2 separate regions of the Homo sapiens genome follow, and region 2 is linked to region 1. Evidence: chromatin contacts called from ENCODE Hi-C or POLR2A ChIA-PET data. All regions are on one chromosome and are shown on one strand. The core of a region is the stretch at or near the end of the contact, and the rest is flanking DNA. Distances in the headings are between cores, read along the strand shown.

What was found. Hi-C counts contacts between places; a loop is a spot of excess contacts on that map. ChIA-PET counts read pairs that join two places held with the same protein, here RNA polymerase II (POLR2A). Pooled maps may share reads with other maps.
Region 2: a loop to region 1 is called in a pooled map, with 4 times the contacts of the local background. The contact joins two enhancer-like sites. A Hi-C loop is called at or near these places in 5 of 50 pooled maps. POLR2A ChIA-PET finds 5 or more read pairs at or near these places in 6 of 52 experiments (BJ, Caco-2, Panc1 and 3 more).

What each region holds. Positions count from the first base shown.
Region 1 is chr1:31,887,925-31,890,744 of GRCh38, reverse strand. No RefSeq gene overlaps it. Among named protein-coding and RNA genes, the nearest start is that of PTP4A2, 49 kb to the left of the region's middle. RefSeq lists enhancers at 1,061-1,210, 1,501-1,550. Within about 2 kb of position 1,389, at least 21 of the 41 ENCODE cell types and tissues checked have a DNase peak (open chromatin) inside an H3K27ac peak, as active enhancers do.
Region 2 is chr1:31,786,840-31,789,659 of GRCh38, reverse strand. No RefSeq gene overlaps it. Among named protein-coding and RNA genes, the nearest start is that of ADGRB2, 24 kb to the right of the region's middle. RefSeq lists silencers at 268-557, 888-937 and an enhancer at 723-1,498. Within about 2 kb of position 1,424, at least 40 of the 41 ENCODE cell types and tissues checked have a DNase peak (open chromatin) inside an H3K27ac peak, as active enhancers do.

The DNA.
Region 1 (2,820 bases), core at 140-2,639:
CATCTCGGCCTCCCAAAGTGTTGGGATTACAGGCGTGAGCCATCGAACCCATGCAGTGTCCTGATCCTGGTTCAATGCAGCCTCGATCTCTCCAGACTCAAATGATCCGCCCACCTCAGCCTCCCGAGTAGCTGGGACTACAGATTCAGGGCATCACGCCCAGCTAATTGTTTTATTTTTTATAGAGATGGGGCCTTGCCATGTTGCCCAGGATGGTCTTGAACTCCTGGCCTCAAGTAATCCTCCCACCTTAGCCTCCCAAAGTGCTGGGATTGCAGGCATGAGCCACCACACCCCACCCATCTTCACTTTTTACTCTGGTACCAAATCCAGATTGATCCAGTCATTCATTTATCCATCTGTTGAACTTTCCGGCAAATATTTAATAGAACAGCTGCATAGTATATTGGGTAAGAGCACTGGAGCCTGAAGTCAGCCTGCCAGGCATCAGATCCTGGCTCTGCCATTTAACTAGCTTTGGAAACCTTGGGAAATTTGCTTGCCCACTCTGTGTTTCAAGGTTTTTTTTTTTTTTGACAGAGTCTCACTCTGTCATCCAGGCTGGAGTGCAGTGGTGCGATCTTGGCTCACTGCAACTTCTGTCTCCTGGGTTCAAGTGATTCTCTTGCCTCAGCCTCCCACATAGCTGGGATTACAGGTGTGTGCCACCACACCCATCTAATTTTTGTATTTTTAGTAGAGACGGGGTTTCACCATGTTGGCCAGGCTGATCTCAAACTCTTGATGACTGTCTTCTTATAAGGACAACAGTTATAGTGAATTAAGTGTCCACCCTACTCTAGTGTGATCTCTTCTTAACTAATTACATCTACAATGACTCTATTTCCAAATAAGGTCACATTCTGAGGTACTGGGGGTTAGGACTTCAACATAGCTCTTTTGGAGGGACATACTCTGCTATAGTCAGAATGTTTGTGTTCCCCTCAAATTCATATGTTGAAATCCTAACTCCTAAGGTGATGGTATTAGGAGGTGGGGTCTTTGGGAAGGCAGAACACTCATGATTGGGATTAGTGCCCTTATAAAGAGACCCCAGAGAGCTAGCCTGGCCCTTCTACTATGTGAGGACATAGTAAGAAGGCACTATCTGTGAACCAGGAAGTGGGCCCTCACCAGACACTGAGGCTGTCAGGGCCTTGATCTTAGACATCCAAGCCTCCAGAACTATGAGTAACAAATTCTGTTGTTTATAAGCCACCCTGTTATAGCAGCCCAAATGGACTAAGACAGCGTTCAATGCGTAACAGGCAGGAACTCTGATACAGGAATCATATCTGCTTTCTGACCTTGTGTGGCTCACAGTCTAATGTGCGGCAGTTGTTAATGTCTTACTTCCTGTCCCCGCCCACCGCGACTGTCTTAGTTCCTTTTGTCTCACAACAGCCTCCTGAGTAGACCCTAGTCTGGCCCCACCATAGTGCATCCTCCATGGGGTGTCAGAGTGATCTTTCCAACACATAGGTTGATCATGGCACCTCCTTCTGAAGCTCCCTGGGCCTTCAGGTAAAGGTTTAGCATGAAAAATCCTTCTAGTTCTAGCTCCTTCCTGCTTGTCTGCACTGAACCTTATACCACAGCCCAGAAAACTGTTTGTAGTTCCCTGATCATATTCTTCTTCTTCTTCTTTTTTTTTTTTTTTTGAGATGGAGTTTTGCTTTGTTGCCCAGGCTGGAGTGTAATGGCGCAATCTCAGCTCACTGCGACCTCTGCCTCCCAGGTTCAAGCGATTCTCCTGCCTCAGCCTCCTGTGTAGTAGCTGGGATTACAGGCGCCTGCCACCACACCTGGCAAATTTTTGTATTTTTAGTAGAGACGGGATTTCACCATGTTGGCCAGGCTGGTCTTGAACTCCTGACCTCAGGTAATCCACCCATCTCGGCCTCTCAAAGTGCTAGGAATACAGGCGTGAGCCACCACGCCGGCTATATTTTTTAAAATTTAAAATTACTTCCTTAGGCACAACTCAACAACAAAAAGACAAACAACCCAATTTAAAAATGGGCAAAGACTTGAGTAGACATTTCTCCAAATAATATATATAAATGGCCAAAAGCACATGAAAAGATGCTCAATGTCATTAATCACTAGATTAATGCGAATAAAACTACAATGAGATACCACTTCATACCCACTAGGATGGTTATAATAAGAAAAGTAACAAGTGTTGGCGAGGATGTGGAGAAGGAGAAATTGGAACATTGCTGGTGGGAATGTAAAATGGTGCAGCTGCCGTGAAAACAATTTGGCAGGACCTCAATAAGCTAAACATAGAATTCATAGAATACTGTCTGACCCAGCAGTTCCACTTCTAGGTATGTACTCAGAAGAATTGAAAACAAGTGTTCAATTGATGGCTCACGCCTGTAATCCCAGCATTTTGGGAGGCTGATGCGGGAGGATCACCGAGGTCAGGAGTTCGAGACCAGCCTGACCAACATGGAGAAACTCCATCTCTACTAACAATACAAAATTAGCTGGGTGTGGTGGCACATGCCTATAATCCCAGCTACTCAGGAGGCTGAGGCAAGAGAATCGCTTGAACCCGGGAGGCGGAGGTTGCGGTGAACCGAGATCACACCATTGCACTCCAGCCTGGCCAACAAGAGCAAAACTCCGTCTCAAAAAAAAAAAAAAAAAAAAGAAAAACAAAAAGAAAACAAGTGTTCAAATAAAAACTGTACACAAATGTTCATAGCAACATTATTCACAATAATCCAAAAGTGGAAATGACCACCCATGGATGGACAAAGAAAATGTGGTATCTCTATACAATGAAATATTACTCAGCCAGACTGGGCG
Region 2 (2,820 bases), core at 175-2,674, 100 kb after region 1:
ATCTGCGGACTGATGGGGGAACCAGCTGCCAGGGCCAACCAACCCAGCGTGGGGAAAGGGGCCTGGCTTCCAGGAGAGAACCTCTCTAGAACCCCACCCTTCGCCCCGGGGCCAGAAGGGCCCTACCCGCTCTTTGCTCACCCCTTCGCAAAGTCCACCCATGTACAGGCCTCACCCTGGCCCCTGCTGGACTGGAAGGGGTGGGGCGATGGTCGGTTGGGGGAGCCCTTCTTCTCTGCCCCATGAGCTCTGCGGCTGCCCTACCCGCGGACGACAGCAGAGGGGGCCCTCGGCCTTGGGATGGAGGTCGGGGCTGGCAGGACCGGAGTCAAAGCGGGGGGTGGGGCGAGGTGCGGGAACTTAGCGCAAGGAGTTGGAAGCGGGGGCGGGGTAGGATGCGGGTGGGGTGCGGGTGAGGGGTAGGGAGAGGGGGCTGGACAGTTGAACCGGGAGAGGGAGCGGGGCTCCTTCGGGAACTTTTCCGGCTCGAAATGGCCTGGGAGCGCCGCAGCCTCCGCGCTCTATGCAAATGACGCAAATTACTATGCAAACCTACAGCTTGGTTCTGAGCCCACAGTTTGGGTGGTTTTCCTAATGCAGTTGGTATGGAGGGAAACGGGTGTGCACTCCCTCCCCTCCAGGTCCAGGGCTTCCTCCGGAGAGCCGCCAGAGCCGCTCTCCTGGAACACGCAGGCAAGAGCGAGCTCTGTACCCTGGGCAGGGATTTCCTTTGGGAGCTTCAGTTTTCCCTTCTGTAAATGGGGGTGATAACGCGGCTCTGTAACAGCTCGCCCGTGGAAGGGCTGTAGGTGGGCCCCGAAATCCTGCAGCCTGCTAAACATGACACCCTCCCCCACCCCCGCCACCTTTTGGCCCCAGTCCACGAGCCCCTTGCCCCTCTCTCTCTCGGCAGAAGCCTGGAGCGAGGATTAGGCATGACGTTGCTAGGGGGCGTGACTGACGGTTGCTAGGCTCCAGGGACGTTGCTATGCAACGCTGGGCGGGGCTTGTTGTTGCTAGGCCGGAGCCGGAATCGCCCGGGACCCGGAAGGGACACCTCGCGCCCTGGGTTTTAGTGGAAGGCGCCCCAGGCTACCAGGGATCGCGACACTGCTCTCCCGGTGACTTTCTTCGGGCCTGAGCTTCCCCCGGCTGGACGCAGTTTCTGAGGGTCCTTCCGGTTCACACTCTGCCACTCCGTGATCCTCTTGGCTCCGGAGTGAAGAACCCTGCGTCTTTGTGCACGTGTCTGTGCGCCTGCCTGTGAGGGGGGTGGGGGTGCAGAGCGGGTATCGCTTTTGGATTTCCATAGCAACTGCTCCTGTGTCACCCCATTGCTCCCAAAGGTTTGAGCGGTTGCTTGTACAAATTTACATATATCTGCATGTCATTAACATAGAGGCGGGGCCGGAACTTGTTTGGGCAACTATCCCTGGACGGTTCTCTTTGCTTCTTCCTCATCCCGTCTGATAGGCATGTGGGCTGCGCATGCGTGAGTGTTTAGCCTGTCCATGTTCTCAGATGTGGGGTGGATGAGTGAGCTGTGACAGTGACCATCAGTTCCCTTTCCCCACGTCCCCTTATTGAACCCTTAGCATGAATCCATCCAGATATCCCTGACTGAAGACACCCAGCTTCCCAAGCAATGCCAGGCCTTGTTGGCACTCCAATTCCTTTTCTGGCTGTGTGGCCTTGACAAGTTTAGTTACCCTCTCTGTGGCTCAGTTTTCTTCTCTGTAAACAGGGATACTAATCTCTAACTTACCAGGTGATGGGAGGGTTTAACTGGTTGCCACTTTTACACACACTAATTGCTGCTTTCTGGCCTACAGTAGGCACTCAGTGGTGCTCCCTTCCTCCCTCCCTGGAGCCCAACTCTTCTCAGAACCCAACCAAAGCAAATCAACTTCAGTTGCCGCTTAAGACATGACAACTAGACACCAGAAGAACTTCCAGATGTCAGGGCAGACTGGATTTGATGCACAGGATGAGGACTATTGTTTTCTCTATTTGTCCTTCTTGGAAGCTGGAGGTCAGGTTGGTGAGTGTGGACCCTCCTACCGCCTCCCCCTTATACCCTTGTCTCTCTCAGGGAGCCCACTGGTTTCCAGAAAACTTGCTTTCTTGTCCCAAAGGCCTGGAGCCTGAGACGGCTGTAGCAGTGACAGCTGAGCTTGGGAGGCCCGAAGACCAGGGCAGAGCAGGTGGTGGCTAAGGAAGTACCTTCCAGGACTGAGGTGTTTGGGATGGAGCAGGACTGGGATGGAAGGGAGACTGAGAGCAGAAACTGCTTGGAGAGCCACATGTCTGTTCCTTTACCAGAGAGGACTGGGGAACCCTGGGGCCACCCCCTTGCCCTTTCTGAGCCTCAGTTTCCCTGTTGTAGGCAGTAAGGACTCCTCTGTTTCAACTTGTGTGGGGGGTAATAAGTCAGCTCAGTATGGAGAACCTTCTCGTTGCTGCAGCTATGTAACAGTGCCATGGAGGGAGTTCCCTGTTCTTTGCACTGTGCAAGCAGAAGCCGAGAGGGACCCCTTAAGTGTGCTGGATAGGAGCAGCAGAATTCCTGGAGGCTCTTGTTCATTTAAAAACTGGGGTTGGCTCCTATCCTGTGTGGAGGAAGATTGTTGGTGATGGACAGGGATGTAAGAACTGGGTTCCAAGGGGTTGAGTGGCTTCCTGGAGGAGGTAGGACTGCATGGAGACCATACTCTGCAGTTGTCACTCTGACTGCTGTATGCAAGACTGCTGTCTGCTGGTGGATGGCGGTGGGCCAGCCAACTGTGCTCCACAGGTGAGGGTTCCAGGGACAGGCTGTGA